Linked DNA regions of Homo sapiens: region 1 is linked to region 2. Evidence: chromatin contacts called from ENCODE Hi-C data. All regions are on one chromosome and are shown on one strand. The core of a region is the stretch at or near the end of the contact, and the rest is flanking DNA. Distances in the headings are between cores, read along the strand shown. Region 1 holds the start of SOHLH1 (spermatogenesis and oogenesis specific basic helix-loop-helix 1). Region 2 has its middle 61 kb from the start of LINC02907.

What was found. Hi-C counts contacts between places; a loop is a spot of excess contacts on that map.
Region 1: a map of posterior vena cava shows a loop between it and region 2 (3-fold over the local background). The contact joins the promoter of SOHLH1 here to the enhancer-like site in region 2. A Hi-C loop is called at or near these places in 2 of 168 maps with a recorded cell type or tissue (dorsolateral prefrontal cortex and posterior vena cava).

Annotation. Positions count from the first base shown.
Region 1 is chr9:135,695,870-135,701,198 of GRCh38, forward strand. SOHLH1 (spermatogenesis and oogenesis specific basic helix-loop-helix 1) reads right to left here and starts at 3,612. Exons shown (of 8, transcript NM_001101677.2): 1 at 3,534-3,612; 2 at 3,126-3,257; 3 at 2,460-2,607; 4 at 1,637-1,758; 5 at 743-936. The coding sequence starts at 3,598.
Region 2 is chr9:135,279,951-135,285,000 of GRCh38, forward strand. No RefSeq gene overlaps it. Among named protein-coding and RNA genes, the nearest start is that of LINC02907, 61 kb to the right of the region's middle. RefSeq lists enhancers at 3,025-3,572, 5,047-5,050. Within about 2 kb of position 2,894, at least 4 of the 41 ENCODE cell types and tissues checked have a DNase peak (open chromatin) inside an H3K27ac peak, as active enhancers do; they include dorsolateral prefrontal cortex, where a contact is called at or near this core.

The DNA of each region.
Region 1 (5,329 bases), core at 2,362-4,861, 420 kb after region 2:
AGGGAACAGCTGGGAGGCCTCGGGCCCCTGGCTCACCCCAATTACAGTTCCTGCCATGGCCAGGCAGCATAGGCGGAAGGGCAGATGGGGCGCCCCGGGGAAAACAGATCTCCGGCCACATCCAAAACACACCAGCCACAGGCGGGTGAGAGAAGCAGGGCCACAAAGCTGGACGGAGCAACCAGGATGGGGCCGAGTCCCTCTACCTCCCCACTTCCCACAGACCCAGGACAGAACCAAGTCCCTCTACGTCCCCATGCTTCCCAGCAGACCCAGGGAGTGACCAGGATGGGGCAAGTCCCTCTACGTCCCCATACTTCCTGCAGACCCAGGGAGTGACCAGGATGGGGCCAAGTCCCTCTACGTCCCCATGCTTCCCAGCAGACCCAGGGACCCAGGGAGGAGAAGATCAGGCCCTCCCTTCCCTGGAGCACATGGAAGTCCCAGGAGGAGACAGGATAGAAGGAACAGCTCCCATGGTGGCCTTTGCCCAGGACTCTCCCTTCCTCGAGCCACACTTCCTCCCTCCCGAGAGCACACGTCCTCCTTTTCACAAAAGCAGGCACAGCCCGGGGGCCTTGAATCAAGCTCATCCCTCAACACGTGGGTTTCTCACCAACACAAGGGCCTGGGAAAACTTCGAACCCCGTTTGCAAACAGCCCCCATTGTTCTTAGGGCTAAAGCACAGCCTGGCGCCGCTCCCCAGGCCAAAGGCACCCCACATGCACACCCAGGACTCACCTGAGAAAGGGGGCAGCCCACCCCGCACCTGGCACAGCCCCAACAGTGCCTCACACTTGTCCGTGCCCAGGGACGTGCAGCTCGCGGGGTCCCACTGCCTGGAGGACGCAAGGATGTGCGGCACGGGCTCTGGGCTGGCCGACGCTGGATCCAGGGACCAAGGACTTTCCAGAAACGCCTTCACATCTGGGGTTCTAGAAGGAGCAACATGACAAGGATCCTGGGTCTATTCCCCAGCCCCCTGGAAGGCTGCCCCCACCCACCCCAAGAGCAGAGGGCTGGACCCATCCCCAGGACACCCCAGGCACCACCCAGCATCAAGCCAGCCTCTGCCCAGGGGCCCTGGGCCAGCCAAGCTCCACAGCTGTCTACCCAGTTTCCCTCTGCCCAACTCCTCCGGTTCTAGATTCTTCCACAGCTAATTAGCCACCAGTCCCATGCCCCAGCCTGCTTTGGGGTAAAATGGGTACATTTAAACACAAGATGCAGACAGTCCTTCAACCTGGGGAGCTGCCATTCTGAAAAGAACCAAATTATCTTGACTTCAGAAAACTGCATTCCTGAAGCTGCCCATGGGGAGGAGTATGACACCTCACTGACCACCTGTAAATTCCCCACACACAGGAGCAGAAGAGATCCTCCCGGGCACCTCCCACCTCCACACCAGCCCAGGCCCTCAATTCTGCTGACCGCGCTCCCCCCTTGCTGGAGCTCGCCCATGTTGGTCACCTCACACCTGGCCACCTGAGTTGGCAGGGCCCTGGGCAGGTCACCACCTGCGGAGGCCAAGCCGGGCCTCCAGGCCACACCCTCCCGAGGACATGCCAGGGGGCTTTGGGTCTGCTGCTCCCAGGGTCACCCAGCCCTGGAGAGCGGGCCCCAGGAGACACTAACCGAGTCCCGCTGGACGCTCCCGTCCCAGGGTCTGGCACACCTGCTTGAATCTGACTCGACAACGTCAACTGTAAAACATCCTCCTGCAACGAGTGCCACATTTCCTTGGAGGAAGCAAGAATCTGAAATTTAAGTAAACATGTAAAACAAAGACAGAGACAGTCAGCTGAGAAACCCAAGACACGGTGACAAGACTGCTACCCCAGGGCCTGGAGGGTCACTGTGAGCTCGGTCCCCGCTTGGAACTTGGGGGCGAGAGTACAGGTTGACAACGAGGCTGAGGTTCCACCCCCGAAAGGCCCCACCATTCCTGAATCAGGCTGTGCATACCCAAGGGCCTCACTGCAAATGCTGGGACCCCTGACCTCACAGATGACAACACAGTTTCATTCCCCACACAGGTCCTCAGCCCCAGCACTCACGGGGTCAGCCAGAGCCCCCAGAGCCTTGGAGAGGGGAGAGGAGCCTCTCTCTTGGAGACGTGCAGAGAAATGATCTAGGGGGTGCTCAGCCAGGGAGGATCAGGAGACCCCAACTCTCCCCCAAATTGGCACGGAGCATCTCGGCAACCCATCAATGAACAGGACTCAGGGGCACAGGAGGGCTGGAAAGGAAGGCTTGCTCCTTTCCAGGAACAGAATAACAACAGGTAAGGCTTGAACAAATCAGGAAGTGCCCTGCCGAAAACGTGGCCTGCTCTAGCCGTGGAGACCCAGAGGGCTGAAGGAGACGGGGATGACAGGGGACACACTGCCTGCAAGGTGGTGAGATGTCCCATCACCGTGATGCCGGAGGACTGACGGCGTCTACCCTTACAACTCACAGCGTGCTGCTCCTGACTGGGCCCCAGGGCGCTGGCAAGCCGCAGGAACTGCACAGACATCTCCAGGACCGAGGCCATGTCCTCCCGCCGGCCATCGAACTGGGGCAGCAGGGCCCGCAGACGCTCACAGCTCAACGACATCCGCTTCCTGGTTCCGGTCAAGAAACAAATACCTCTGGGCCCTCCTGCCCTCCCCGAGAAGGGACAGCAACTGCTAGAACCTGCCAGATAGACCCTGGGCGCTTGTCAGGCAGAGGGGGCTACAAGATGACTCAGAGCTGCCCCCGTGGTCTGAAGCCCCGAGATCCACATCAGAGCACAGCCTGGGCCTGACCCCTGGACCTCGGCGACAGGCTGTCCAGCCCAGGCCCAAACCATGGCTGCTTTGCGGTGTGGAAAAGACAGCGAGGGTCAGAGGCAGTCAGAAGCACAGAGGGTCACAGGTGCACAGCCTCAAGAGGCCAAGGCTTCAGGATAAAGAGGGGCTGCAGGATGTTCCCCAACAGGGCTTTTCTGGTTTACTTGGAGATGTGCAGTCTGTCCTTCTCCTGGGCACAGGCCACGAGCCCCTCCCAGCTGCCTGACACCTGGTGGCAGCCCCGAACATAATCTCACCCGCTCCACCCCTTTACAGCGCCCTCACCCCTGGGAGGCACCACCACTCACCTGCGCTCCCTCTCGCTGATCACGTTCCGCCGAAGGCAGGAGCTGGGACCCTCGGCCACCGTAGGGGCCTTGGGCGGGCCCGAGCCCCGGGCCGAGTCCTCGCAGCAGGAGAGGGCACCAGACAGGGAGCCGCTGCCGAGAAAGCCAAGAGCACCGGGCCCTGAGAACCCCAGAAAAGGCCACCAGGAGTCCCAGATGCCAGAATGGGCGTCTTTGGGGTGCGGGTGGAAGCCAAGACTGGGTCACGTAGGGACACGGCCCGGCCCTCTCTGCACCCCTTCCCCTCTCCCAGGGTCCAGGGCTCCGCCCCAGGAGGCCCAGGATGGGTGGAGCCCAGCAACTTGCGGAAGAACCCCTGGGTACAGGCCTTGGGCCCCCAACCCCTTGGCCGCCAGCCCAATTCCTCACTTGCATCCCCTGACGGTAGGGATTCTGGAGACCTCCGGGTAGGGCTCGGAGCACCGGGACGCCATGAACTCGCAGCTGCGGAGCGACCCCACGCGCACGGCCCCTTCCGCAGGCAGCCCCGCCCCCTCACGTGTGCTCTGCCCACCTGCCACGTGCTTTCCACCTAGCCCACCCCACCCCCACTTGCAATCCGCCCCCATAGCGCATGCGCTCTAGCCCTCCCCACGCAGCCAGCCCGGGGCCCACGTGACCCGCGTTCCTGCAAAGAAGGTGCTGGAAAGGGACTCGGGGGGTCCACCCACTCTATGCCCCCGCAGGACGCCAGGGGAAGGGGCCCCAGCCCAGGTGGCCCTGCCTCTACCCTTACCTTCCCGGGGGTCGCCTCGGTTCCCACTTATGCGGTGGTCTCGGTGCCCTTGGGCACTTTGGAGATGCGGGCTCTGCCCTTAGGAGCCCAGCCCCTGGTGGGAGTGGGCGGGCTGGGCTGAGTTGTTTAGCCCAGGCCTGGGGGACCCAGGGACACAGGGAGGGGGAAGGGTACCCGCCTGCTCCCCAGTCGCCCACGCCTCCATTTTCCCCCAAATCTAGTACGCTTGCAGACGCTGCGCCTCAGGGTAGGGTCACCATCCACACTTCTGGGTCGCCCAGAACCAGGGGCATCTTGTCCCCACCCCAGGCCACCATCGTCCGTGCTCTTCCTCCCGCTGAGCTCTGCCGGGCACCCTCGGAACCGTCTGTCCCTTCACCTGGCCCTGCCCAAGCACCATCCCCGCTTTATGCCCTGGGGCCCCAGCTCGACCCCTCACCTCACACTCTCAACAGGTTTCTGCGGGATCGCGGGGGTCCTGCCCATCCAAATTCAGAAAGCTCCGGCGCCAGGTGTTTGCTCACCTCCCCGCTGAACTCCAGGAGCCGCCCTGCGCTGGGCTTGAGTCCCCCAGTACATACTTTTGGGGGGATGACGGAGGGAAGGGGGAGGTGGAGACCCTTCCTCTTTCACGGAGGTTGCGGGGGGCCCTCAGGGAAGCAGAGGGGACGAGGGTGGGGGGTGAGGCTGGACTGTTGGGAGGACATCCCTGGCCTGGCTCGTGCTGAGGTCGTAGCGGGAGGAGGTGGGGTGGGTGGCAGGGGCTCTCCTCCCGAGAGGGGAGGCAAGAAGGAGCCCGGGCAGGTGCCACCACACGGGGACGTCTGTCCGGGGTGCCCCAGTCTCCTGTGGAGAAGGCGCGGCTCTGGGCCTCGGGCTGGCATCCTGGACTTTGGGCCAAAGATGGGTGAAGGGTGTTTGGAGCAGAGGGAGGTTATGTAATATAAGGTGGTGTCTCCATCCCTGCTCCGCCCAGCCTTGGCTGCAGGTCAGACATGGAGGAGGACGGGGTTGGAGAGGAGGGCAAAAGCTCTCGGGGACCTGGGCCCCTCTCCCGGCCCTGCCCCTGGCCAGGGAGGGATGGACGGGCTGGCGATCTGGGGCTCCTCAGTGGCAGAGTGGGGCCAAGTTTTTGTTTCCCTAAAGCCCTCGGAATGTCATCAAACCTGTGACTCTCCTGCCGTTGACAACACGTGTAATTACTGCTAATTAATCACAGATGCAGATGGTGCGGCCTCTCAGTTTTTTCTGAGTTCCCCAGGCAGGAGGGCGTTGGCAGAAAGGCCACCATCTTGCCCCGGCGGCACCCGCCCAGGGGTGGTGGGACCCCGGCAGCAGCACCGGCCAATCTAGGGACCTGAGGAAAAACCCCCAAGATGCCCACGAGCTGTGTGGCGGGGGCACAGGCTGAACCTCTGCTGGGGACTTA
Region 2 (5,050 bases), core at 1,644-4,143:
TGTCACCAATGTCGGGTGAGATTCTGTGGGGTGCTTCATGAAATTCCAGGGGGTGGCTGATGGCAAAGTGTCCCATGAAATCTGTAGGGCTGTGGCCGAATTCCACAGAGGGTCCCGTGAAATCCTGGGGCCTATGAAATGCAATCTGCCAGCCTCTGCCCACCTGTAGCCATGATGGGTCTGGCTGGGCACGGGAGAAACAGCAGGAGCTCAGCCCTGCACCCGCAGCTCTGGGAGCAGAGAACATGCCCTGGACGCTTCGGGGCTGAGTGGCTCCGCAGGCGGGAAAGCGCGGATCGGACCTGCAAGGAGATGCCACCCGGACTGCCACACTCACCCAGAGACAGACATGAAAAGAGAGAGGGTTGCCATCCTCATGTGCATAAAGGGCAGTGGGGAGGAAGCGGGGAGGAAAGGGGTCAGGTTGGACGGCAGGAAGCCGGATGCCAGCTCAGAGCGGGAGGCTCTGTACCATGTGGCTGGCCATACCCTGGGCTCTGTTGGCGAGGTCTGACCACGGAGGCTCTGTACCATGTGGCTGGTCATACCCTGGGCTCTGTTGGCGAGGTCTGACCACATGAGCCTCAAATTCAGGCGGGTTCTGCTCACCAGCAATATCTGCCTGCCCTTGGGCAAGTCCCTCAACCTCTCTGAGCCTCAGTTTCTTCATCTGTAGAAGAGGAAGAATAGCAGCCCCTCTCGGGTGGCAGGAGGAAGGGGAAGATGACCTGAGGGGCGGTAATGGAGACTGGGGTGGCAGCTGACTTGAAAACTGGCGCCATGAAAGAAAAGACACTGCTGTTCTCCCCGTCACAGATGAGGAAACCAAGACTCAGAGGGTCCAAGGCACTGGACTGAGGTGGCACAGCCAGAGGCAGCAAGGAGCTGGACCCGCCCCAAGCACCGTCTGACTCCAATTGCAGCCTCCCAGGCCTGCTTCTGGCACGAGTCTGTTGACGTAGGCCTTAGCCACCAGAGCCAGTGCTTCCAACCGAGCTCTCTGCAGTGACAGAAACGCTCTAGGTCTCTGCCATCCAACAGGACGGCCACAAGCCACATGTGGCCTTTGAGCCCTTGAAATGTCAGTGCAGCCGAGAAACCGAATTTCTAATTGTATTGAATTTTATTAATTTAGATTCAAGGAGCCACACGTGCTGAGCAGCCTGACTCTGGGCGTCATTGCAGGTTAATTGAGCGTCCCCCCAACGCTGGAAAGCCACCACCCCCACCCAGATCACTCAGGGGAGGCTTTTTGAAGAACCACCTTGCTGCTGGCTACACCCAGTGGCGCTGGGGGTCTCTGAGGGGCCCATGGATCCATGCTAAGGCCTGCGGTCGGGGCATCCACCTCCCAGCCTCAGCCTGCAGGAGGAGCTGTCAGCTCCAATAGACTGGCCTCGGGAGGCTACTACTGGCTCTAGGCCTCGGGCAGCTGCTGGGCTCACCCAGACGGGGTCAGCTTTGCAGAGAAGGGTCACAAGGTGAGGCAGGGTCTGTGTACCTGGAGGTCCCGGGGGGGCCCTCAAGTGCCACAGGCTGGGTCCAGGCCTAACTCTGCCCCTCCCTGACCTGGTGTCCCTGAGCAGGTCCCCATCTGCAAAAGACATAATGGGACACCTTCCCCACCTCCGTGGGCTGAGAGGACTGACTTGGATTCCTCGTGGGGAGGGAGGGCCAAGTCCCAGCCAACCTCGGGCTCTGGAGGGCAGCCCATGGTCTCCCCGTCATCACTTTGCCAGGTGGCTGCCCACTCCAGAAAGCACTGTAACTACCCTAGTCATAGCTTCCTAAACCCCCAGAAGTGAAGGTGGCAGCAGGCAGGCGGAGGCAGGGCCTCCCCACCACATGGCCCCCGTTCTCCTAAACAGCACTCTGGTGCCCAGATACTTCCAGGAAGATTAAGCTGAAAACTCCAGCGCAAGCTGCTGGAGGAGAGGGGGTTGCTGTGGCAACCGCATCTGGCCTATTCACTTGAGTTTTGGAGGTGAGGGATGGAGAACAGAAATACGGCAAAACCCCAAGCGCAAGGCCTCCTTCGATTTCACAACCAGCACGTGTGTGGGGGGGTCGAGCGGAGAGAGGCGAGTGCTTTAAAACTCGCTGAGACAATCCACTCAGGGTTTGTCTGTGGCTCTTTAATATCCAGCCACCCAGCCTGGTTCTGGCTGTTCTGTTGCCAAGAGGTGACGTCAGACGCTTGGCAGCGTGACAAGCTGGGGCCAGGCCAGGTGCGAGCTTCACAGCACCCGGTGCTTCCTGAGAGACCTCAGGCAGGGACAGGAGGGGTTTTTTAGCACCAAGGCTGGGGCGGGAGAGGAGGAGGAGCTGCTCACAAAGATGCCCTGCCCTTTCCACGGAGATCCTCCTAGTGGCTTGCAGGGAGTCTACCTCCTGGTGCCGAGCACACAGAGTCCCCCAGGAGGACACAGCACCTAAATGTTTGTGTATATTCCGTGTGTATTCCGAGTCCACTTGCACACTCCAGGAGCATTTATCTGCAAACATTCAGAGCTCCCCTACACACCAGGCTCTGTGCCAGGTGCCAAGGGCCGGGACTAAGACACATGTGACCTCATGGAATTGCCATTGGTGGGGACAGAGAAGCCAGGCGGCCCCCACAGTGCAGGGCCTGGAGTAGGGGAGGTGCAGGCTGCATGAGCACAGACGAGGAACAGCTCATCTCCTCTCAAGGATGGAGGGGAAAAACCAGGGAGGCTTCCTGGAGGAGGTGGCATCCAAGCTGAACTCTGAGGAATGCCTCAGCCTCATGAAGGAGCAGCACAAGGCTCCTGAAGCAAGGGCCTGACCAATGTTCAGCCCAGTCCATCGGGGACGCAGGAACAGCACAGGTGGTCAGGGCCTGTTCTGGGGGCCTCCTTGGCAGAAGGAGGTTGGGGTTAAGCCCAAGCACAGCCGGAGCTCCCTGGAGGGTGCATGGCGGTGGTGCAGTGCCCATCCTGCATGTCCAAACCATTGTGGCTGCCAGGTGGGGTCCAGGTGTCTGGGGCTGGGCCTGGAGCTGAGGCCAGGTGGAGGCTGCAGCTGAGATGCAGGAGGACACAGAGGCAGGCACTCAGGTGGCCTCGGCAGGAGGGGGCAGTCCTGTTGGGTGCTCTGGCCTTGGCCCTTGAAAGCCAGTGAACTGGAGGATGAGGCCTGTGGGGCAGCAGGAGAGCCATGGATCTGCTCCTGGGGAAGGGGCAGGGTCAGGGGCTGGCACAGGGACCTGGGAAAAGAGACCTCGAGCTGGGCCTTTGGATGCAGTGCCAGAGGGGAACTGGGATGCCTGTTTCAGGTTCAGGCTGGGTAGGGAGCACATGGGCAGGTGGGTGCCCTGAGGACAAGAGCCCTGGGCAGTCCTGGAAAAAATCAGAGTGACCTGCAGGATGCTTCCTGCCGCACGCCGTGTTAACATGCAAATGGAGACTGTTTTCACTGCACATATTTCGCAGTCTAATTTCATAAACCGTATATTCATCAGAGAACATCATGGAACATATCGGAAAGTCCAAAGAGAAGGTACATGCCCACAATCCCACTCCGAGAGCAAGTGACAGGTGACGTCTGCAAGCACAGCGTTCTAGCTCTTCCCGTGCATAGATGCACTTTTCTTTTCATCAGCTTGCGACCATGCGTTCCAGTGTTTCAAAGGCTGTTTTTAAAATAAATACAGTCTATCTTCCAGGCACCTGCCTGGCACTTTGTAGGTTATCAGTAAACATTTGATGAATAAATGAAGGCAGGAACAGTTTCTCCTGGTGAATGCTCTTCTACAAAACCGAGTTTGCACCGTCGTCAGCGGCTGCCTCATGCCTCGCTCTGTGCATGAGCTGCCCTCTCAGCCCCTCCTCTGCTGTGGGGCGTTCATGCCATTTCTGGGTTTTTCACTCTTTCAGACGCTGCTCAGCGGATGTCCTGGTGGTTATGCCTTTTTCCACGTCTCAGAGGATTGATCAAAGGACGGTTACTTTGTTAGAGCAGCTGACACATTTATGACATTACTCTCAGAAAAGCCTGCACCGGATTCATCCCAGGGTGGGACGCCCGTGCCGGAGCCCACACTCTTGCAGCACTCAGCTCCGTAGCTGTCTCCAAACTGCTTTGCTGAAGAAGGTGATTCTTTACAGTTTAAGTCTATGCTTCTCAAATCCTCTGTGGCAAAGACTGGTTACTGAAGCTTTTCCAATCTACCTCAGACCAATACTAGTAAAATGAAGTAAAATATATATATATTAGTTTAAAAAAAACACACACACATTTTAAGCCATCATGTTTTAGTATGAGATTCAACAGACACAATTATCCTGTCAAATTGCTATAGAGTTCCTCAATTTTTGGATATTTTTATCATAAACTTTTACTCGATCATTCCTGGACCAGTTCTGGCCCGAGGTTGCACGTTGGGTGGGATGGTTGAAATAATTCCCCCACTGAAAATAATCCCCCACTGAAAATAATTCACCCACTGGCCATCTATTATTAATAATGTGGACAACCTGTGCGTCGGAACAGCGATTTCACTTGCATTTCCAATCCCGCAGGTCAGCAGGAAGGAACACATTCTTCTCATTGGAAGAAGATGGAATCAAGCCCAGGCTGCCAGGGCTGTGGCTGGGACCCTGTGTGAGCCCAGAGGCCACGGGATGGGACAGATCCCAGTCCTCCAACTCCCGGCAGGTATCTGAGGCTCTGCCACCGTTTTCCAACATTGAGGGGCTGTGCTGCCCTGTGGAATGAGGACAGTGTCCAAGTTAATGAGGCTTCGTGGCAAATGCCCAGCCCCCGTCAGGAGGCCTTCATTCTTTGCCCTCAAATTGTGGGGGTGGGGGGCTGGATTGGACCAGAACAGTCTGTGCTGTGCTCTGGCTGGGGCTTGGACAGAGAAGCCTGCCTCCCTGGGGATGCCCTTTAGGCAGGGCTGAAGGCATAGCGCAGAGGGCTCCTCCTGGTCCCTGGGTGCCCATTTCTGGCCCCAGCTGCCTCCCCTGATGGCCATGGGTACTAGGATGAAATCCTTGCACCAGGGCAGCCCCGGCCTGCAGTCACCCCT